Linked DNA regions of Homo sapiens: all the other regions are linked to region 1. A link is an interaction called in ENCODE POLR2A ChIA-PET data of the cell type or tissue named here. Cell type or tissue: CD4-positive, alpha-beta T cell. All regions are shown on one strand. Each heading gives the region's core, and the rest is flanking DNA. Links, peaks and the distances in the headings are about the cores only.

Evidence for each region. Peaks named below come from ENCODE experiments on the same cell type or tissue, not always from the same donor. Only the 100,000 strongest peaks of a DNase experiment are listed, where the experiment ranks them.
Region 2: POLR2A ChIA-PET joins it to region 1 with 9 read pairs; 6 of 35 experiments call an interaction of 5 or more read pairs at or near these places.
Region 3: POLR2A ChIA-PET joins it to region 1 with 9 read pairs; 5 of 35 experiments call an interaction of 5 or more read pairs at or near these places.

What each region holds. Positions count from the first base shown.
Region 1 is chr7:111,078,752-111,087,000 of GRCh38, forward strand. All of the region lies in intron 3 of IMMP2L (inner mitochondrial membrane peptidase subunit 2), which reads right to left. Among named protein-coding and RNA genes, the nearest start is that of LRRN3, 8.3 kb to the right of the region's middle. In CD4-positive, alpha-beta T cell, for the core only: no CTCF peak of the experiment used is centred there; a DNase peak (open chromatin) is centred at 4,880; H3K4me3 peaks cover 661 bases; H3K27ac peaks cover 2,304 bases.
Region 2 is chr7:110,973,969-110,982,217 of GRCh38, forward strand. All of the region lies in intron 3 of IMMP2L (inner mitochondrial membrane peptidase subunit 2), which reads right to left. Among named protein-coding and RNA genes, the nearest start is that of LRRN3, 110 kb to the right of the region's middle. In CD4-positive, alpha-beta T cell, for the core only: no CTCF peak of the experiment used is centred there; a DNase peak (open chromatin) is centred at 3,623.
Region 3 is chr7:111,133,814-111,142,062 of GRCh38, forward strand. The region is part of intron 3 of IMMP2L (inner mitochondrial membrane peptidase subunit 2); the gene reads right to left. Among named protein-coding and RNA genes, the nearest start is that of LRRN3, 47 kb to the left of the region's middle. RefSeq lists a silencer at 1,986-2,186. In CD4-positive, alpha-beta T cell, for the core only: no CTCF peak of the experiment used is centred there; DNase peaks (open chromatin) are centred at 4,208 and 4,578; H3K27ac peaks cover 1,326 bases.

The DNA.
Region 1 (8,249 bases), core at 2,050-7,049:
ATGGAATCTTGCTCTGTCACCCAGCCTGAAGTGCAATGGCACGATCTCAGCTCACTGCAACCTCCACCTACCAGGTTTCAGTGATTCTCCTGCCTCAGCCTCTGGGTAGCTGGGACTGCAGGCATGCGCCACCACACATGGCTAATTCTTCTATTTTTAGTAGAGACGGGGTTTCACCATGTTGGCCAGGCTGGTCTCGAACTCCTGACCTGAGGTGATCCACCTGCCTTGACCTCCCAAAGTGCTGGGATTACATTGTGGTATTTTTTAAATAAACATTTTAAAAGCCAACATTAATTTAGTTAAATAACATAGAAGGAATCAAAATCAATACATGTTTCATTGAATTAAATATGACATTAATTTTTTTCTTTTTTTTTTTTTGAGACGGAGTCTCGCTCTGTCGCCCAGGCTGGAGTGCAGTGGCGGGATCTCGGCTCACTGCAAGCTCCGCCTCCCGGGTTCACGCCATTCTCCTGCCTCAGCCTCCCAAGTAGCTGGGACTACAGGCGCCCGCCACTACGCCCGGCTAATTTTTTGTATTTTTAGTAGAGACGGGGTTTCACCGTTTTAGCCGGGATGGTCTCGATCTCCTGACCTCGTGATCCACCCACCTCGGCCTCCCAAAGTGCTGGGATTACAGGCGTGAGCCACCGCGCCCGGCCTAATTTTTTTCTAAATTCACTAAATCTAATACTATACAAATTGGCATTTACTTATATTTAAGTTCACTATATTTTAATCATTCTTAGAATTTTATCTACCCTAGGAAGACTAGTTTTGACCTGGGCCTTAAGACAATGTCCCAAATCGCACATGAGGTACTGCATAATTCAAAGCACATGTGTGCTTGCATATGCATAGTAAAGACCATAACATTTTTAAATTAGTAAATGAGCTCCTAACTTTATGATTATACATATATACTGATAATTTGGATAATAACTAAAGTCTCCATTTGTCTTCAAATTATAATCTCCTATGGTTTGAATGTGTCCCCAAACTTCATGTGTTGAAAGCTTGATCCCCAAATTCATATACTGATGGCACTTGGAGGTGGGGCCTTTTGGAGGAAATTTGGTTTAGATAAAGTCATTAGAGCTGAGCTCCCATAATGAGACTGGTAGCTTTATAAGAAGAGAAAGAGAGACCTGAGCAGGCATGCTCTTGCTCTTTTACCATGTGATGCCCTCTGCCATGTGTGATGTCATAAGGTCCTTATTAGATGCAGCCCCTTACCTTGAACTTCGCAGCCTCCAGAACTACAAAAAAAAAAATGTCATTTCTTTATAAATTACCCAGTCTATGGTATTCTGTTACAGCAACAGAAAATGGACTAAGACACAATTCCTTTGTTCTATGAACAAATTTAAGTCTTCTAAACAGTACTTACTTCTCCAAACAAAATGATGCTTGGTGTTAATTGAAATGTAGGACTGTTACAGTGGACTGCAGATCTTATTGCTGCAGGCAGAAACAGAATTATAATGAATATCTCATGTTCTGTGGTACTTGGAGGCATTTTGAAAACTCTTCCATTAAGAGAATAAAATACAAACATAACCACTGTACTTGAAACAAAACAAGGGCTGTTAGATTTGACTCAATCCTTTCAATGCAATTTTATCCAATATATATATGTAAACATACACACACACACGTATATACTTATATACACATGTATATTCTTATATACATAAATATATGTATATTCTTATATACATGTGTGTATTATATATTATGTGTGTATAATATATAATGTGTGTATAATATATATTACATATGTGTGTATGTATACACACAGAATATTTCAAAAAAGATTATAAGTGATTGAAAGGACATGGAAAAATTAGACTTTTTAGCTAATTGTCTAAGACAGTTAAACATTTGCTGTTTCCATCATTCTACACTCAATTAAGCCAGGCTAAGGATCATCTTATAAATGCTGACTTTGTTGTATTTTTCTCATATCAAACAATTCAGTTCAATCTCCTCTTACTAAATGCTTACTATACGCTAGGCATTGTGCTGAGGACCAGGAATACAAAGATGCAGACATCCTGTTCACTGCCAAATTTTGACAAGGGACCAAATATATATCCATTTTACAAACAGAAACTTCATAGTAAGTTTCAGTATTAGAATTTTCTTGTCAGCAGCCATGATATCTAAACTGCTAAATATATACCCTAAGTAAATATTCTATAAGCACATCAGATCAGAAACAGCTGGCAGCTTCAGGCTGTTCATTTCAAAATGAATTGAAGACCTGTAATCAGACTAGTGAGGATATTATTGATAGGATAAGTATTTGTGTACTTTCACATGAATAAACTTTCTTCTTTCATGCTTTCAAATTTAGGGCCTTTTTAGTGGTGTTGGGATGCCCCATTAAATGCTAGAAAACTATTTAGTTTATCCTTAGTCAATTCTACTGAATTTGGCACCTCTTAAATTTGGTTGAGGAAGAAATCTGCAAAAGACAATTACATGAAATATATGTTTATTAAAAATGCGAGACTGCCAATATATTTAAGGAAAAAAGAAAATGTAAAAACAAACAAACAAAAGACTTTCTTCTGACAATGCTGTGTTAGTGTTTCACATTTATAATTTTTTAGTATTAATCTGTAAGAATCCATGAAAGAAATAAACTTGTACTTGCTTATTGTGCCTGTTTCTAGATTTTAGACATGCTAGCACCTCTTTGTAACAGTGGTCTTCCAAAGAGAGACTTGACCAACCTGTGCACAGAGGGAGTGTCCTTAGTGCAGTGCTAAAGCTCTGGGCTATGAGTCCAAAGATCTCATTCATTCATAGACTCTTTTGCAGGCAAGACACTAACTGCTATGACAGTCAGCAAAAAGTAAAACAACAAGTAATCTATACATATTTATTAATTTCTGCATTTGTGGATTAACTGTGTTGATACATCTCTCGTTTGCTGAAAGGATTAAAGTAGCTCAACACAGAGGTAAGAATGACTTCCTCCTGTGACTTTCTATATGGGTGTAGAGGTGGCAACCTCTGACTAGGTGTCTGCATAGCAAATTGTATACTTTTAAAATAACGTCATTGACCATATCAAAAACAGGGAGAGGGATGATAAAGAATATACTGTAATGAAAGTCCCGCAAACCCTACTTTCCAGAGTGAGGAAGAAAGAATGATTGCCTGATATTTTAAGTAGGAGCTGCTTTCTTTGCTGTAGGTTGGCAGAAGCTGGAGAGTGGAGCAGGAGTCTCCTAGAAGCAGTGTTTTCTCACTCCAAATCTGAGTTGGATGCTCATTAATGAGCACCAAGCACCAGTTTGCAGTAGCCATTCTGAATTTAACAGTAACCATTTGGAGGCTACAAATCCTGAGGTCTGACTCTGAACATGTGTTTGTTTATTGGCACAGGGATAGCACTACACCATTTAGTTATAAAGTACAACGGAGCAAATCTACATTAATATGAGAATCCATATTTTGTCCTGCTTTTTCTATATGTCACACTTCTCAGTGAGACCCTAACAAGAGCAGGAATTAAGAATAGGTCAGAAGAACATCTGCTTTTCTTATTTTGATTACGTGGGCAAGCAAAGGAATTTGCTTTTATAACACCAAAATAACTTGGAATGCGGCAAAAATAAACGCACCTTCTGTCTCATGGAATGTTATTACAGTACAACGCTTTGTGAATGCTTGTTGGCATTTTCAAGCATTTTTTGTTCTCCTCATTTCTTTCTCAGCTCCATAATGCAATCCTCATGGTTTGAGCACTAGACTTCAAATGAGACATCTATTCAGAGAGTGTTCAGACAAAACGAGTGGTTTCCTTAGTAATGGGAACTATGTGAAAGCCTTCAGCACAGCCCCTTCAGACAGCCAGGCTTCTCCCAGGCTTGTGGTTCACACATAGGCTCTCAGTGAGCATTATACAGCTGGGGAGCACCCCCAAAGTCTAAACTGACCAAAGCACTGAATATTCATTGCATTTCTAATCAAATGTACCCTTTATAAAAGGTTAAAGATGTAAGAAGTGCTCTTAATGGCGAGGGTTAATTTGCTCATTTTCTGCATCATGTCTATGGAATGGAAAGAAAGATAAGCGATTTTGCCAAAAAAAAAAAAAAAAAAATGACACGTGTTGCTCTTTTGTTTGATTGTATTTTACATTTCCTTACCTTAAAAACCTAAGCCTGTCCTATTCTTGTTCCTTCTATGCCTAAAGACTACTACTCTGATTTTCCAGTTTTCTGCATAACAATCATCTTCAATAAAGCTTTGAAACTCTGCTATTAAAACAGGGTGCAAATGTTGCCTTTTGTAGTCTCAAATATATTTAAAATATAGTAAAGTAGTTTCATGTATACCAATGTTGAAGTTTTATGTATGTGTATCGATCCATTTTGTTATTTAGTTTCAGGACGACACAATAATTAGAAAAAGAGCTGGATAATACAATTGTCATTCATCTTAAATATTGACTCTTAAAGGCAGACAAATAACAACAACTATCCAAAATAAAAACCAACATGAAAATAATAAAAAATTATCTCAGCTGATATAATGTTTGCCTTTGAGGAATAATGATTTATAGATACCTTCACACTATGTTAATCATCCAATTAGGAGAATAAAAATATTGTCAAACATTTTGGGGTTGAAAAACATGAGGTATAGCTAAATTGTTAGTCTTCTACCATGAATATTTTTTGTCAATCTGGTTACACATAAGCAAACACAGGAAGCAAAAGTTAAGCTATAAAACCCGCAAAGGAGAGGAGAACGAGGGCCTCAAAAGATCACTGAAGAGAAGAAAATACAGTTTTAAGACTGTTGGCTTTGAAGCCTGACTTGCATTCTAGCTTTCCTTCTTCACTAGCGTGACAACTGTAGAAGTTCACCAACCCCAGTTTCCTCTTCTGTGAAAAGGGGAAAGTCCCTGACTGCCTCACGGTACTGTAAGAATGAAACCATATGTGTGCAGGGTCTACCAAGTTTCAGTGTCTTGCATCGAGTTAAACTCAACAAATGCTATTTAATATTATTCTAGGTACTTTAATTTCAGCATACATAATTTCTGCATGTGTACAGCTATGCATATTTTAAAATCTGATCTATTTCATTGTGGTTTGTGGATAGCTCAAGGAAAATCATTTCTATTTTCTGAATAATACCAATAATAAATATAACAACAAAAATACTAAATTTGCTGTCAAGAAATAATTGAACTGAGGAATGAAGAGTGAACAGTAAGAAGTAGGCTTGCTAAACACAAGTGTGAGCCTGACTGTGTTGTGGAGGAAGGGAAGAATGGACTAGAAGGTATGAGATTGGAAGCAAGAAAGATGAACTAGAAAAGATGAGACTGGAAGCAGGGAAGTTAGGAGAAATTGCAGCAGCCAAGGTAAGAGACGATGAATATCTAGCAGACAGAGAAGATAATTTAAGAAAACTTCAGAGTAAAATCAAGTTGTATATGGTGAAATGCAAGATATGAGGCACAAGATCCAAAGTTCCTGTAATTCTCTAGGTAACGAGGCAGCAGCAGAAATAAAATTAAAAAAAAAAAAAAAAAAGAAAGGAAAAAAGAAGAAAGCCAGTTTAGGGGAGCGCTTAAGAGGTCAGCTTTAGACACGTAGAGTACAGAGTGCCTGGGGATCACGCAAGTAGAGACATTTACCAGACAATTGGAGGGAAGGATTGATAGGTAGAAAGATAGATAGACGGATGGATGGATGGATGCACGGATAAAGAGACTGATTAATTTTACTTGCAAGAGCACTGATATAGGTTTGAAAGTAGTAATTACATAGTAGTAGAGACAATATTATCTAAGAGAGCATATAAAGAACAGTAGGCAAAAGAACAAGCCTAGGATAAATACTTAAGAGGTAGATGAACCCACAATGACAAGAGACAGAATGTGCAGACAAGCATGAAGATGACTTAGGAGGCTTTGATGTGCAATAACCAAATTGGGAGGGCACTGGTTGAGATTCCAAAGCAGAATTTCAGTAACAAGTTTGGATTAGAAATCAGAGAAAAGTCAACTGACAAAGTAGGTAGAAAGTGATGATATGATTGTAGCAAATATTGATAGCTCTTCTGAGAAACTTAATGTGAGGAGAACAGAGAAGGAAAGATAGATGAGGGTTCAGGATTAAAGGGATGATTGTTGTTATTATAGTATGAGTAACAAGTAAATGTATGGATTTTGTGGAAATATTGCTAGATATTGTTTCACATCGCTAGAAAAGGAGTAAAAGTCAATCCCCTGAGTGAAAAGAATGGAGAGAGACATAGAGAAAAGCCAAGATGAGAGACCTTTTTGGATCTACAGAGAAATATAAGGAGAAACATAGGGAAGAATAAAGGAATCTGAGGAAGAGACAGAGAAAAAAATTTGTCTCATTGATTCCTGACATGTCATCCTTGATTGTGAATTTCTTGGCATAGTGAGATTACTTTTGTTCTTCAAATGATTCGTATCTTTCATTAAAAGTAAGACCTTTGGGTATATACACAGTAATGGGATTGCTGAGTCAAATGGTATTTCTGCCTTTAGGTCTTTGTGGAATCACTGTCTTCCAAAGCAGTTGAACTAATTTACACTCCCAACAACAGTGTAAAAGTGTTCCTTTTTCTCCACAACCTCGTCAGTAGATTGAAGCTAGTTGATTAGGATATTTAGCTGTTAACTAAATTTTTGTGGGTTTGCGTCCCATTAATCTAGTAAGGACTCAGTAAGGTGTTTTTTGACTTTTTTAATAGTAGCCATTCTGACTGATGTGGGATGGTACCACATTGTGGTTTCTATTTCCATTTCTGTAATGACCAGTGATGCTGAGCTATTTTTCACATGATTGTTGGCTGCACATATTTCTTTTTTTGAGAAGTGTCTGTTCATATCCTTTGACCGCTTTTTATAAAGACACATGCACATGTATGTTCACTGCAGCACTATTCACAACAGCAAAGATATGAAACCAACCTAAATGCCCATCAGTGATAGACTGGATAAAGAAAATGTGGTACATAAACACCAAGGAATACTATGCAGCCATTAAAAAAGAACAAGATCATGTCTGTTGCAGGGACATGGATGCAGCTGGAGGCTACCATCCTTAGCAAACTAATGCAGGAACAGAAAACCAAATACCACATGTTCTCACTTATAAGTGGGGGCTAAGTGATGAAAAATCAACAGCCACTGGTGCCTCCTGGAGGGTTAAGAGTGGGAGGAGGGGGAGGATCAGAAAAAACAACTAATGGCTACTAGGGTTAATATGTGAGTGATGAAATAACATGCACAAAACCCCGCCCCATGCCCCATGTTTACCTTTGTAACAAACCTGCACATATACCCCTGAACTTAAAATAAAAGTATTTAAAAAAAAGACGTGGACTGGTACTGTGGCTCATGTCTGTAATCCCAGCCATTTGGAAGGCCGAGGTGGAAGGTTCGCTTGAGAGCAGGCTGGGCAGCATAGAGAGACCCCATCTCTACTCAAAGAAAAAAAAAAGAAAAAAAAAAAAGAAAAAGAAAAATCAGCAGGATATGGTGGCTTGTGCCTGTGGTCCTAGCTACTCTGGAAGCTGAGGTAGGAGGAACATTTGAGCCCAGGATTTCGAGGTTATTGCAGTGAACTATGATCATGCCATTGCACGCCAGCCTGGGCAACAGAGCAAAAACTGTCTCAAAAATAAAGAAAAAAAAATTAAAATTAAAACAAAACCTATAGGTAAATAAGAACCTCTGTTTTTCTCCAATTCTACTTTCCAAAACTCCTTTGAAAAAGAAAATGAGAACTCTGACCCAACTTGCTTTAGTTCAACATTCTAACAAACAGTCAGTAGTACTACTACTCACCTTACATCATGTTTCTAACTGAATTGAGAACTAATCTGTTATTAGAATTAGACCACAAAGGACAAAGTCATTGAAGACCTTCCTAGCACAATGTCAGCCCCTCACCATCAGTGACTCATTCATATGTATTTAGCTTTCTGAGCATATCGACTCATTTTTTCCACTAGGCACTGCATTTCTTCAGAGCTCTACTTCTCAAATCATGACAGCAATAAAAATTCCGTCATCAAACCTGAACAACCACTACTGTATAAAAGCAACCACTGTCTTGTGCATAAAACTAATTCCTTTTTAAAAATAGTATTTTATTTTTGGCATCCCTTGTTGCTGACTATATTGCATTGGTTGGCTCAGCCATCCATCAAGCATTCATTTATTTTACAAGTGA
Region 2 (8,249 bases), core at 1,546-6,545, 110 kb before region 1:
AATTTGCATGGGTCCTGATAGCTATGTGGTTCCCACAGCTGAAGCTTAATAAGTCTCTCCCAGACACAGGTATAAGAACCATTAATAGTCCTCAAATACCTCTACAATTGAGTAAAAATAAGGCCAAAAAGAATTAATGGAAATAATCTTTAACTGGTCTTAAATGCCTGTGGGTTAAATGTAAGAAGGAGGCTTTGATTTAAATAAAAGCAACTTCTCAGAAACATATGCTCACCACCCACCATTCTTCATCTGAATGGCAGAAACTTGGGGATTTCGTTTCACTCTAACATGGGAGCTTTGCCAAGAGACATGGGCACAAACATCAGTGATTAAGAAAGATCTCCAGTATGAAATATGTGGGATCTAATCCACATTAGAGTGGGTTTGTAGGCAATGGCACCATGCTTTGGAATGACCACATGGATAGATATTTTGATTTACATAACAGTGTTAAACTCTATTTAAAACTTTTAAATAGTCTAACCGTATTACCTAAAATAAAATGCCTTTCTGAAAAAGATATGAAATCAAGTAAATACTTCTCACAAAATCCTCTGATTCAGTTTCGTTTTAAAATATAGAGCCCCAAAGCCTTACTGATGCATACCATGTCTCTCCCACCCTTTATCAGTTCTTTCTCACCGCTGCCATCTGTTTGCCTTGCTTTTTCCAGCACAATGCCCATCCCTCCAGGCTGTTCACTGGCACTCAGATGTCTTCCTCTAATTCTTTACATCCCCATCCAAGAAATGTTCCAGGTCTTTTCCTATTCTTCCTCCCAAAGATTTTCTTCAGCACCACCCTCTGTGTATTTTGGACACTTATTTTCAGATATTATTTGTCAATTAGAAAATATGCAAGTTTGCTTTTGGCCCTCTATTTTAAACACAATTATTTACTGCTATCTTGTTTTGTGTTATACGTAGGAGAAAAATTTTGTAAACATCTCATCTTTTACAATTATAATTCCTTAAGTCCTTATAATTCCAGTCTTTAAAAATATAAATGCAATGTTCAGAGGAGTCCTATGATAAATATGTAGTTAATTCAAATGTTTCCTGGAGCATCTTATTTCATTTTTGTTAACTTTTAATATATACAAGCCTATCTATTCATAGTTACACTGATCTAATCACATGATCATTATCCTACTGTAGAATTCTTAGTTATAAGTTAAAAACAGATATATAACATGAGTTTAAAAAATAAAAGGAAAAGAAAGGAAAGTCAAAATTATAACTCTATAGAAATAAGAAGACAAAATGTATGGTAAATGACCATTTGAATCTCTTACAGTACCTTTCAAGCTGTATAACTACCCTTCTAAATTAATATCTCATTTGAAATAGTTCCCAAAAATCCAATCTAGTCACTTTCAAGTCAAAGACTCAGCTGTTTAGAATGCAGACTGTATCATGGCTGTGGCTATGTGTACTTGACCTCCTGCCTGTTAACAAAGAGACTCAATTAATTATTTGCTGTTTTGAATGGCTATTTCATTTCACCTCCACCTTTCTTTAAGTGCTGAAAAGCTCAATTGCTTTATTACCTTAACCTTAGCTTTGGAGAATGCATGCAGAATTTCTTAACTGCCAACTAATAAACTATCTTGATCCAGAAAGTTAATTTTCAGGACCACAGCTTCTAGATGTTTTAGTGCTAGAGACAGCTGAAGTAACATAATGACCTAGTGTCATATCACCTTCCAAGACAGTCTCTTTGTTCTGAATGGTGGCTTTGGTGCTAAGCTATTCCCTTCATATGAGTCAAGAGACACACTAGCACTGCAATGGGTTATAGTGTCATAGTAACAGTTTAGAAATCTTACCACACATAAAAAATGAATGTTTTCAGTATTAATTAAAAGTATGTAAACTAACAGTATATCAGTTTTTCCTGCTTACTTTTAGTCACATTAAACTCAGTAATATAATTTCATATTCAAATATTGGAACATTAAACTAGAAGTAGCAAACAGCTTTGAAATAAATGTGAAAATGGATTTTTTTTAACGTATGGGCACAGTAGAACTGATAGCAATGATTATCTAAATGTGAAAAATTAACCACAACACCAAAACAGAGTCTGAAATTCATCAAAGATTTTCTCATATCTTTTGAATTTCTTCAGCCCTGATAATATGTAACATTTTAAAAATTCTCATTTGCTACATATTTGCTTATCTATATATTAATTCTGATTCTATAAGTAGACCATAAGATGATATGAAGGTAGTGTTACCCTTCTCATTATATTCAGTCCCAAGTCAGTTACCTGCACTTATAAAAAAACAAGTATTTGATGATGATTAGATCATAATACATATACGAAGATATTGCTATTTAGTATTTCATAAAAGTGAAATAATACAATATTTGTCCTTTTGTGCCTGGCTTATTTCATTTAGCATAACGTCTTCAAGACTCACCCATGTTGTAGCATGTATCAAAGTTTCATTCCCCAGTTACCATTTTCATGATTTACACTAGTCATTATTTTATGAATATCCAAACTGATTTATCATTCCAGTATGAGTTTCTTATAATCTAATAAAAATGGCAACTGAGATTTTAAAAAATTTTATAACTCATTTCTTTTCAAGAATATTTATACAAACATGAAAATAAATGTGTCTATAGTCCTCAGATCTTAGTTTATAGATCAGTGGTCCTGAAACTAATTTAAAGTCTAGAAGGTTAGGCCCTGGAAATCTAGAATCTGAATTTGAACAAGCACCTAGGTGATTCTGATGCAGGAAGTCTAGTCCACCTTTGATAGGCACAGTTGGAAATGCTCACATGAAAATTCTATGAAATTGAACATACTGGCTCCCTACATGTTCAATAAAGACCCAGCCTTAAAGAAAAGCCATAATATATTTCTAAAATGACCATGACAATACTGATTTTAAAACATGTACAAAAATCTAAAATTTCCTATCAGGGAAAAAACTCAATATTCTAATTCCATATTTAATATAAACCTGGAATTGAATCTACAACTAGTATGAAGCATCATAACTCTAATAAGAAAGAGTAAGACATCCCATTTCCAAAGTTTTTTAAAGAATATAAAAACCTCCTCGGATCAGGCAAAATGACAGACAAACTGTGATTTTAACAGAAAGGCTGTGGTGTTAGGGTACAGAAGAATTTATTTCTTACGGTCATTAATTCATTCAGCAAATATATGCTGAATGACAAGCAGGTGCCAGGTACTCTGTATGGTACTAGCTTACAAAACACATCTTATTACAATCAATGGCATGCATGCTTTTTAGGGTTCAGGCCCAAATACTAGCTATATCACCTTGAGCAAGTCATTTAGCTATCTTAACATCTATTTTTTCATGAGTATAAAAGGATGACAGCAAATGTTACTGCTGATCCCCAAATATTACTGTAGAGGCCCCATGAACTACTAAACATAAGCGGCCGAGCATCTGCTTTAGATAGAATGAGTCTCAGAATGAGATAATAAATTATAATGGAGAGTTCCATGGGTCTAATTCCTACTTTAAGTAGGAAAGCAGCTATAATCTCAAACTAAAACCACAAAATGAACTTCTCGCTTCTAAGATGACTACATAACATTTCTGTGAAGTCTGTGTTGTGGTTTATTACACCCAGTTAGCAATTCTGCCACCAAATAGCAAGCTTGACTCTACTTTCAAATAAATGCCAAATGACTTCTCTCTTTCCTTCCCTCCCTCCCTCCTTTTCTTCCTTTCTCTCTCTCTCTCTTTTCCTCTTTCCCTTCTTTCCTTTCTTTTTCCTGCTACCTTTCTTCTTCCTTAGAACCTTCTTCATAAGACCTTTGAAATAATTAAAGATAGTACAGATAGATTAAGCCACTTTTAGGCCCAGTAATTTGACAATTTTTTGCATTAGTTTATGAGCTGTTAAATTCGTAGCTAAATGTATTCATACTGGGAAATTTAATTGCTCCAGTAAAATGCCGAAGTTCCGTAAACCAATTTTGTGTGGAAAGTAAAGGAAATCTAATTGTTTCATCTGTTGTGTATTTTAATTAATTGTTCCTCACGAAAAACTAGGTAACAAAATGAAAGCAATAATATTTTATTTAAAATGCCCAAGAAATTCAGCAAATAATTCATAGAACATCCTTGAAAGAAAGCACAATTTAAAAAGTCTGAGGCATAACAGGTATTCAGAATAAGCCACTAGAAAGTTGAAAAATAACAATATTAGTCCACTACTTAGTCTCATATTCACTGTTTCAATGTTTTCTTTTTAGGATGATGGACTGTGCCACTTGTTAGTATATTTGTAGGCTTTTATTCCAAGTACTTTAAAATACTCTGACTTAATTATGTTAATATTTTAAAAGAGTGAAACAATTTTGCCTATATTTTACAATAAGAAAGGTATGCCATAAACAAATGAATATTTCCCAAAAAGGCACAAATTGGATTGTTGGAACTGAGACCAGGACTATGATTGGGAATCTATCCATCTATTAATCACAAAAATACATTGTAATTCCTTGTGGTGCCCATTACTATTTGCAATGTGGTTTCACTTAAAAAAAAATCAATACAAAGAAACAGGTAAGTAACAGTAAAGAAAAATTGATGGTGACATTCTAAAATTATTTTCATTTTATAAAGGCTGTGTGTCCACAATAAATTCTAAAATGAGATAAAAAGATCAAACTATTAATTGCTTAAAAAAATCCTGTTTAAAATAAGTTTATCATCTACACTAAACATTCTGAATTTTTATCTGAGAAAGAAAAAAGTATTTAACCCCAGTTTGAATACATTGATGATTAACACAAAATCCCTATAGAACCTCCAGTTAATTTTCTAACCCTTTGATCTCTAAAATTCTTTCATAAACCTTTCAAAGTTGTATACCAAAAACACGAAGCCCTGTTTAATAAAAATGGAAAAAGCTACAATCCTGCTCAATTCAAATCATTTTGTTTTGTGTGACTTTTAAAACATTAGAAACATATAAATATACTTTTTAGTAATTCTTATTAGAAATTTATATTATTTATGGGATGGACTATATAGAAAATTAAGGAGTTTGAGGTCAATCATTAGCATTTTAAGGTTGACACTTGGTATTACAGTTAGAGATGATCATGATTTGGACCAACCATGTTCCAGTAAAGTGTTCTTCTTGAACTTCATATATTTTACATATAACTTTTCTGGAGTATATGTACAACATGAATATCCACATGAATTTATACAGTATATGCTAATTTTCTCTGGGGAAGAGTGTACTATGTTGTCTGGCTATCGCTACAAATTTGTCTGAAGACATTCCTAGTACTTTTATTTTCTTACTATTTATGTCTAAATTTTTTCTCAAATCCCCCTTGATTCATTTATAATGGTTAGTAGCATTTTAGTATTTATCTTTTCTCATTGTTTTCTAACTCTACACATTTTTAAACAATAGAATTACAGATGATGTTTTGTCATTTTTTTAAATTAATAGTCTATCATTACTAGTTTTTCCTATTCTTAACTCCCAATAGAATGAGAACTTCCAGGTAGGACCAATGCAAATCAGAAGTGACAGCTTATCACAATTATCTAAAGAATTCTATCAGTATTATTGGGTGTGACCAACATGGCACATGTATACATATGTAACCAACCTGCACGTTGTGCACATGTACCCTAGAACTTAAAGTATAATGAAAGAAAGGGAGACAGAAAGGCAGGGTTTAAACTTAAAAAACAAAACAAAAACAAAACCAAAAAAACCTCAATAGTAAGAAAACAAACCAACCACTTGAAAAATGGGACAAATGCCCTAACAGACACCTCAAGGTGGAAAGGATGGAAAGTGTGCTTAAGGGTACAGAGTTTCTTTTTGGAGTTCTCAAGTTAGATAATGTTAATAGTCACACAGCTTTATAAATATACTAAAAAATGTTTAATTTTACACTTTAAAAATGTAAATTTATGGTATGTGAATTACACTTCAGTAAAGCCACTATTTTAAAAGATCCATTAGACAAAAAGTCATGGAACCTGGATTCTAACTAATCAAGTGCTATCATATTTTTATAACATGACTTCAGACAAGTTTTTATACTTTCTGGCCTTGGTCTCATCTGTACAATAAAAAGCCCTTTCATTTCGGAAATTTATGGTTCTATACCTCTAGCACTGTCTTCATGAAACCGTCCTTTGCTGATCTAAAAGTGACCACTCCCTGCTTTGAACTCTAATCCCATTAACTGGCTTATATGACTGTATTTGTGCTGCTTCTTTTTTTTTTTTTTTTTTTTTTAGGAGTCTCGCTCTGTCGCCCAGGCTGGAGTGCAGTGGAGCAATCTTGGCTCACTGCAAGCTCCGCCTCCCGGGTTCACGCCATTCTCCTGCCTCAGCCTCTCCGAGTAGCTGGGACTACAGGCGCCCACCACCACGCCTGGCTAATTTTTTGTATTTTTAGTAGAGACGGGGTTTCACCGTGGTCTCGATCTCCTGACCTCGTGATCCGCCCGCCTCGGCCTCCCAGAGTGCTGGGATTACAAGCGTGAGCCACTCCGCCCGGCCTATTTGTGCTTCATCTTATCACCTTTCTAGAAATGTGAGCCAGTTGAGGAAAGACATGAAACTGTCTTGTACATGATGTGGATTCAGTGAGTTTTTACATGACTAGATACATGAAATTATTTATATTTAGTATACACTGTATGGAATTAAGCAGAGAAATCAACCATTTTTTAAAACTTTCATTCCACCAATATAAATTTCCCTAAATTTGACAAAGTTTTGATGTTAATTTTTGGCATAATAAAATTGTAAACTTTGTAGAGTTTGAAACACCATATTAACTCTTGTTATACAGATGAGCTTCTATGCTATTCCAAAATAAATTGTGTATTATGCCATGGCAGCTTCACTGATGTTGCTATTAAACATGATGAAAATAATCCAAAATGAAAAGAAATAAAATATTTGAACCAGTGTTACTTAATTGTAAATAATCAAGTTTTTAGTATTCTAGTAGTTGTCCTGAACTACATTGTTTTTAAGCAATAAAATCTTCCAAAAAGAGACCTCAGTAAAGTACACTATTATTAAATCTGCTTTGAGAGTTTAGGCTACTGTTTTCTTGCAATTATTGAGTTTGCAAATTCTTAAAAAATAGAAAATTATACAAGCCTTATTGCCATATCTATAACTTTCCATACTGTGTGTTTGACAAGGTGAAATTTTTAGACAAAGAAGAAAGTTGTGTATAAATGTAATCAACTGCTTTTTCTTTTTTTCTTTAAATATAAAAGACAATTATCTGAAAATAAAAAAAGAAAAAAAGAAAATTATTGGGTGTGGCAATAGTCACACTGTTAATATTATTTGTGTAATTAACAATTCTTGCCTACAGTTAGGTTTATACTGGGCAAATAACACAAATCTGGTCATGCCTTATACAGCTCATAGGAAACCGTGCTAAAACTTTATAGTAAGAATGGGCCTGCTGAAATTAACAATTATAACTATACTCCTGGAGCATGAAAAAATGTTTAAAATAAAATTTCTGTGTTGAGTGGTTAGCACTAACTTTTCACTTAAAGAAAAAAAAAACCTAGTACTTTTTATTTGAAAAAAAAAAAGATTGAAGTGATAAGTAGTGTTTGAGAGTTGAAGTGACTCCTTTTTAAGATTTTGAAATATCTCAAAAATGTATTCATTAGAGTGCTGATTCAATTACATTTCCAGGACTGAGGAAATATATCTACCTTTTCAGCCCACTTAAGCAGAAACCTTTTCTAAGTTATTCAAGCTCTTGCAATGGGAATGGAACCTCTTTCTCTAAATCTGGTCCTCTTCCACTTCTGCTGCCTTCCTTATTTTTGCTCCACAGAGACATGCCCAACACAAAAAAACAACACTTGCCACTTTCTCATTTCGAAGAGTCAAGACAAGTGTCTTCAAACACCTGGAATTATAAGTACCTTCTCTTATCCTTCATTCTGCCATTTCTTGGAAAGAGGAATAAGAAACTAAATATAAAGGGATTAAATACAAAACTGATAGTAGGGCATTTTATTAGGACATTTAAGGTGAAGCATACATTGCAAGATCTTTTTCAAAGACTTTTTAAATGTTCCAATGAGAATTGGTTAGGTATTAACTGTGCAAATTTATTAATATATGCATCTGATTTCAGGTTCTATTAGAAAACCTGAGGTAACACAGTGATTTTCCCTGTATAATTCTCATGTTTTCAAAAACAACATAGATACCTTTG
Region 3 (8,249 bases), core at 1,919-6,918, 55 kb after region 1:
TCTGAAATCACACATACTCAAAAGCCTCATAAGCGTACTCTCAGAAACAAACACCCTTTATCTTCAGTTATTATAGTCCAGTATTTGATTGATATCTAATTTCAGATATTTTAAAAATACATCTCCTATGAAATTCGTAGATGGCCAAAATGTCACTCCAGCTTTCTACTGTCTCCCCAAAGGACAAATAAAGGAAAGAGAGCCTAAGTATTCTGGGTAATTTTGTATATAGAAGCCCAAATGTAATGTAAAATTGTGATTGATGTCTTTGATTTTAAGATTGACCTAGTTCTGTTTCCACTGTCAATTGTATTTCTTTTTCAGAAATTTCACAAATATGTTACATAGAGTTTAATGAGTATATAAACAGATATAGGAAAAACCAAAAAAAGTACTGTGTCTAATTTCCTTAGACTATATTTTGTATAATACCAGACATACTTCTAACTACCTAGATTTTTATATCACTTTCTTCAGATAATATTTTTAAAATCTTCTCTATTATGTTTCCAATTGGAACGTTGAACTCAAAACTTAAAGAAAGAGTATTTGTAGATGTACTGATCCACATAAATCAGGTATCCATTCTATATTTTCTATAGTTTCTTATCATTGTGCCCTCCTAAGAAGCAAAGTTTTATTAATATTATCTAAGATAAGGTAGTCTAATTTGGATTATTAAGAGTAAAAAGTGCATTATGTCACAGCATTTTTGAAAGCTCAGTTTTGAGGATGCATTTTTATAGTATTAACTTATCTCTTCTGTTATGAAAAACATAAAATTTGGAGATATTTTTGCTATGAAATTTTATCAGAAGTGTTTTGGGGAACTCTGATACATGCATTATGAAAATAGTTATTTTTCAATTCTTCAATAATGTTTTGTTTGAAAAAAACTTTCGGAGATTTTCGCCTGAAACCAAAGAGAAAATTCTAAACAAAAAATAAATAGGATAAAAGCACATCACATCCACCTTCCTGTGACATTTAAAATACTCATACCTGAATATACTCTAAAAAGACCTCTTTAATATCCTGATGCTAGCTCCTAATTTAGTGGAGAGGACTCCATCTCACCACAGCAGATGTGTCCGTTCCATTTCACTATGGTATCAATAATAGAAAAGGGCCAGGTAGCCTCTTAAACAAAATATTTACTAAATATATTTAACAGAGTAATTTTCATTTTATTGATAAGGAAATTCTACCCCAATACTAGGCTATACTACTCAGGCCAATTGTTTCAGTGTGAATACTCAGAATATCAGGTAGAACATGTAAGTAATTCGGCACAAACTGTCATCTCATTCTGGAAAAAAATGAATCCAGTTTTAGCTTTACTGAAACCAGAAGATATAAAACACCATAATATCTATGAGACCAATGGCCCCTGATTTTGAAACTAAAATCAAATATGAGGATATTATAACACTCTACTGATTACATATCTATAAAGTACTTTTTAAGATATAAGACATACTCATACATATTATGCCTGGGATTTAATTTATTATCCATGCTAACCTACCTTGATGAATTATTGGTCATAAGGAAGGAGAAACTGAATAAAAATATTTTCAGACAAATCTGCAATCCCACTGAGTCTTTCCATTCCTCCAAAGTGAGCACTGTGACAGAGCTGTGTCTTTCTTAGAAGTGATGGGCCTTATCAATAAAGATTTTTACTGTATTGGGAAAAGCTAACCCTGTGATCTTTAAATACTCTGGCTTCAGAAAATAATTTTAATATTAAACCTCTTCCAAAGTTCTTGACTTGAAATCCCAACATTACCATCATGATGCCACATTATTATTTTAAAATACACCATTTCAAATATGAAATAATTTTTACATGTTAATAACTTAGTATATTTTATTGCAGAATTAACATATGCTTATTATACAAAATCAAGAACATACAAAAAAGAAGGCCTCATATTCTCCCTGTCTCCCAAATACACTATTACAAAAGCCTGTCATTCTGCCTTTGACAAACTTTATAATATTATCTCTTGACTCCACTATTTCACTCTTAATCCAGACTAGAGCTGCCCACACTTTCAAGGTATCATCAAAGACCTCTTATCTCAGAATAAAAGATGGCTTCAGTGCCCATCCTGTTATCCTCCTACAGCCCTCAAACCTCCCAATGATGTGACTGACAGACATTACCATTATATAGTAAATAGTAGGTCAGTTGCTTATATGTCACCCTACAATTTTTTTTTTTTTTGAGACGGAGTCTTGCTCTGTTGCCCAGGCTGGAGTGCAGTGGCATGATCTCAGCTCACTGCAACCTCGGCCTCCTGGGTTCATGCAATTCTCTGCCTCAGCCTCCCAAGTAGCTGGGATTACAGGCACCCGCCACCATGCCCGGCTAATTTTTGTATTTTTAGTAGAGACAGGGTTTCACCATCTTGGCCAGGCTAGTCTTGAACTTCTGACCTCATGATCCACCCGCCTTGGCCTCCCAAAGTGTTGGGATTGCAGGCGTGAGCCACTGCGCCCAGCCACCCTATTACATTTTTTAAAAGTCCTAGGAGTAAATAGATTTTTCCATCTCATGGTAGCCTGAGATATTTGTTTCTTTCTAATCTTAACCAATTCTATTTTAGAAATAAAAAAAAATGAATCTAATCTACATCCCATAGGGCAGCCCTGCAAGTTATTGATTATGCTAGCCTTTCTCTAAGTTTTGTTTGTTCCATACTGAAGAAACCCATGTCCTTAAAGCAATTCAGGTCACTCTTCTCTGGATATGATTCAAGTCATTAAAGTCTCTCTTAAAATATAGTACCAGAAATTGGATGCAGTCCTCCAGGTGTGCTAATCTCTAATCTCTGGAGTAGTATTAACCAAATTCCTGCACTATTTTCAAATGGAAGCAAAGCCAGCTGTAAACGGACAAAGATAATTCTACTTGATCCCAAATGATGTGGCTAACAGCATCATCAATATCATCATCACCAGCACTTAGGAAATGCTAAGCATGAACAGACATATAAACTCATTTAACCTCTATGAGAAAGATTCTTTCAGCAACCATATTTTATATTATCAGTAAGAAATTTCAGGTAACGAACTTTAAGGAACATCACTAGCAAGTTTTTACAGGTGGTAGTGACAGGGATTTGTTCTCCATGTTAAACAAATTGAAAGGTTGAAAGGTGGTTAGCTTGCTGTTGAAAGGTGGTTAGCTTGCTGTTATTATCATAACAGCACAGAATTAAGAATCTCACTACAAACAAACAGAAATGCATAAATCTAGAGGCTAACGATATATAGTCTTCGTCATGTTGAAATGCTGCAAAAATATGGTGGGTTAGTTCACTTTCTAGTGGCAATAAGGTTTGGTGGAAATGTGGTAAATTTCCTCCACCTCAGCTATTTGATAGCATTTATAGTGGTATAACAGAAATAAAGTACGCTTTATTTACGAGAAGACTCATTCTATATTCAATTTATAATAATAAGCATGCTGGAAGAGCCATCTGGATACCTTATAAAAATGGTATTTTCCATTGGAAGTAAAGAATTTTAATCAGTGTTAGTTGGTAATTATTCATTTCACCATTTCCTAATCATGTCAAAAAAAATACGTTAAGCCAGAATTCACAATTTTTCCATTATGCAAAAACACCACCATATTGTTTTATCTACTTAGTAAGATCATTTTTTTCTATTTCATACACTCAGACCACATTGCTCAAAATAAGAAAAGGCAAATATAATAATCAAGCTTGATAAGCCAAGAAGCAGAGCAAAGATAGGAAAAAAATAATTTGATTTGAGGAATAAAAATATTAAATTACTACTTCAATGCTCTGAATGATAAAAGCACAGTCAGAAGCAGTCCATTTCTAAAAACTAAGTGGTATTTCAACAGCTCTAACAAAGGAGAACAGAAACTAGTCTTGGATTTTTATGAGAACTTTAATATGAATGATTTAAGAAATTATACTTTAAAAATCTCATTCAGTTAAAGTACAGATGTATATGCTACAACTTTTGGTTTTGGTTTTTTGTTTTTAGACAGGGTCTCACTCTGTTTCCCAGCCTGGAGTACAGTGACATGATCTCAGCTCCCTGCAACCTCTGCTTCCCAGGCTCAAGTGATCCTCCAGCCTCAGCTTCCTGAGGAGCTGGGATTACTGGCATGAGCCACCACACCCAGCTAATTTTTGTGGGGTTTTTTTTGTACAAATGGGGTTTCCCCATGTTGCGCAGGCTGGTCTCGAGCTCCTGAGCTCAAAGCTATCTGCTCCCCTAGGCCTCCCAAAAGGCTGGGATTACAGGCCTGAGCCACCGTGACCAGCCTTGTGCTACACCTTTGTATAAACCTACTTTAAAATACAAAAAGGTACTCCATTCATTCTTTTCAAAAGATTTAGTGAATGTGAATAATGTCATATTGCCTAGAGTAATCTTGATGTTTTTGTTCCACTGGAAAAAAACAAGGTCCCTTTAGCTAAAGCTTTTCTTCTGCTATTGTCACTTCAGCACTAGCAAAACTAGGGTGACAGCTCATAAAGAAAATAACCAAAAGCTCTCACTTTGTCCAATGACGTGGCAGCCCTCCAGCACTGGCATTTCCTGCCCCAAATTAACTCCAGGGGCCATAAGATCAAAGTAAGAAGGAAGTAGCTTGTCTTTCTCTTTAGTTGTGGTAGCTACTTTGTATTACATAGGCAATATAATTCATTGTTTCTTATATAACCGCTTATGCTATTTTACATTGTACTAGGCATCTGCAAACAAACAAATGTTATTTCTTGTTCCAAGTTAGGTAAAACTTGTAAATAAAACCCTGCAAAATGGCTCACAATAAATCAAAATAGTCCTACAAGAAAACAGAAAGCTAGAAAAAGATTAGAGATAAGGTCCTGCCAATAGATAATTCTATTTTAAAAGAAAAAAAATCAGCTGAAGTCCTATTTGGTTCTCATGAACCTGAAAAGATAGTTAGTTGTTTTGCCAGAAAAAGAGTCCCAGACATTATTTGGTCACTTGCCTGGAATAGCTTGGCATTTCTGCACCCTCAAGTAATAAAACTTACTTGTAAAACCCTTTAAGGCAACAGAGATTGCCTGTATTTATTTTCTAGGAAGGGAAAATATTGAAAATTATGATGTATTCAAAGACCACAACTATAGGAGAAAATGCCATACTGCTAAATGTTTTTCAGTTGACATGATCTTTTAAATCATCTCTATTGATCCCTTTATTTAAGATTCGATTTGGCTATTGTGAGAATAATGAACAAATAAATGAATGTGATATCCATTTGATATCTAGTATTTCACCAAAAAAAAGGAATAAGCCTGGATTTTTTTATCTTTGCCCTATTTACATTGTACAATGAGGAAGAAATTTTGGAACGGAGCTAACAAAAGATCTAAATTAAGACACCATTTTAAAGCTCTGGGAATTACAGTGGCACTATTACCCAGAAGCAAAAATCCTAAATGATTCTATGAACAGGTAACAAACTACAAAAAACAGGTAACAAGGGCCAGAGACTGGACTAGGTTGGTATTTCTTTTTGTTCAACAAGTATTTACTGCCAGAGACTGGACTAGATTGGTATTTCTTTTTGTTCAACAAGTATTTACTAAGAAACTAAAATGTTAGAAGCTTCAGGGGATACAAAGATAGGCAACTTCCCTGAAATAATTGAGAATTATCTATGGTGGGAAAAACTATGAGAAAGGAAAGAGATTTTTTAAAAATGCTATAGCAATTAAGCAGCTTCCAGATATATTTTGGGAAAATTACAGATAGTAGTAATTAGCCTAACCCTGATATGCAAGTTAATCATCTCTCCCATCTAGAAAGTTGTTCTTTTTGTAACAGAAGACACATAAAATAGTGTCTATTCACTTTATAAAAATAGCAATAAACCTCAAATTCCTCAAGTAGAAACAAAATACATTTTCCTCTAAATAAAAAAAACTATTTTGAGCTAGGAAAAGAGAATACCTATTAAAATGTATTTTGCTTGCTGGAAATCTGGTTCAACTCACAATTTCCCAGCAAAAGGAAAAACTAGGATAATTCTTTCTCTGACAAGATTGCCTGTGCTGTTGGCAACACTCTTCAAAAACTGAAACTCTAATTTTTAATTCTACAGTTACCTCCTAGCCTTCCATGGTCTCATCTACTAAACCACAGTTAGAATTACATTTCCTACATATGTTATTTTCTTGGAGTTCAATGAACAGGACTGAAAATAAAGATCAGAAAAGAAAGAAGAGAGACTCAAATTAAGGAAACCAACTAAAAACAGTGAGACATAAGAACTAAAAGGCAAGGGAAGAAAAAAGAGACAGAGAAAAGACAGAGTTGGGGCAAGAAGGAAAGAGGGAGACCAAGACTCAGGGGGGATTTCAGAGGACAAAGCCTTCTGTCTACTTTAAGTATTAGCTTACTTGACTTCATTAAATGTTGGCTTGTGTCTATTATCAGCTGCTCTTTACTGCCCTGTAAAACAACAATAACAACAAAAAACTGGTTGGCAAAGGCAGATATGACATGAAGTAGCAATGACCTGGCTAATATGAACCTTTGGACAAGATCATGTCTTCCTGAGCCCAGGTGCATCAATACTGGATATTTTCTGCATGCCCATTCAATCTACAGGGTTCTGAAACCTAAATAAAATTCAATGTAATAGCTGGGTGCCTTTCAAAACACTATGCATCATTTACTATCATATTCACTGTTGAATAAACTTTGTAAAAACTGAGAACGTAAGACATGAGAAAGCTAAGAAATGTAATTGGGAAGGGCTAAATAAGTTAACAGGGCCAAGCCATTTTGGCCAGATGGCTTTTTGCAATTTTGGAAATATCTGAACTTCTCACAAATGTCACAGGATGTAGAACTGAAAATATTTCCATCTGCCCCAACCAAAGAAACTATTGCTCTTCATTCATGCAAATGTAATTCCATGCTATCCCCCAAGTTATTAAGACTGTTCGGCCATTTAAGAAGAAAAATAGTCTATTCTTCCACTGAAAGAGTAATTCTAAAGCCACTTAGGTAAATGACTGAGTGACAAAGCAAATAAGAAATTAATACATTTGAGAGAGCTGCTGGAAATAGTTTCTTCTTACATACTCTGCTTATAATAGAGGAAAATATCTATGAGACATAGTACAGAACTTGGGTGATGAAGTGGTTTAAGAATTATGAAATAATATGACTTTTTAAATTGAAAAATGAATGGCTAGTTGGTGAAAGAGTCAGGACTAGCACTCAGATCTTCCAGCTGCAATCGTCTCTACCCTATGCATTAGTGTCTGTAGGCTCTGGGGTGACTGGGGATGGAGAAAGCAAAAGAGAATCAATAAAATTAACTCAGATTTTTTTTTTCTGGTGTTACCACCAAATTCCATACTTATAATACTAATGTTTACTTTTAAAGTCTTTGATACAATTTAATTCCTTTGAAATAATACTACAAAGAATGTGAATTTAGCTCCCTTAAACCCCTCCACATTTCCCCTCCCAATCTTTCCTCAAATTATAATTTTATCACAATTTTTTGTTAAATCAACATTAATATATACATTATTATAAATTATTAGACCTGAGCCACATAGTATGCCAGGGTTACATTTCTTTCTTTTTTTTTTGTATAATTTTGTATTCCCTACAGATAATCACTGCCTTAGCTTTATCTTTTTTTAGGTTGCTTAATTTTCTATCTACCTACAATAATTTATTCCCAAACTGTCTATAGAATTATAAATCTGCAAACATCTCTGGTCTACTATAGTATCCTTCCCATCCTCTGTATCATTGTGGGTTTATGGGGGTTTTTATTCCTCATTGGCATTTTAGTGACATTTCAATGAGGACAGATGAACACACGTGCTCAATCAATCATATTTAACCAGGAGCTAGAGATGTTCATTCGTTTGTTTGTTTGTTTAAGAAATGGTCTCACTATGTAGTCCAGGCTGGTCTCAAAATGCTGGGCTAAAGTGATCCTCCTGCCTCAGGCTCCCAAAAAGCTAGGGCTACAGGTGTGCACCACCATGCCTGGCTAATTTTTAATTTTGTTTTTGTAGAGACAGGGTCTCACTATGTTGCCCAGGCTGGTATCGAACTCTTGGCCTCAAGAGATCCTCCTGTCTTAGCCTCCCAAAGTGCTAGGATTGCAGGCATGAGCCACTGTGCCTAAAGATCAGTATTCAATTTTGCATACATGAAAATCTGAACACAGGGTCAGGCACGGTGGCTCA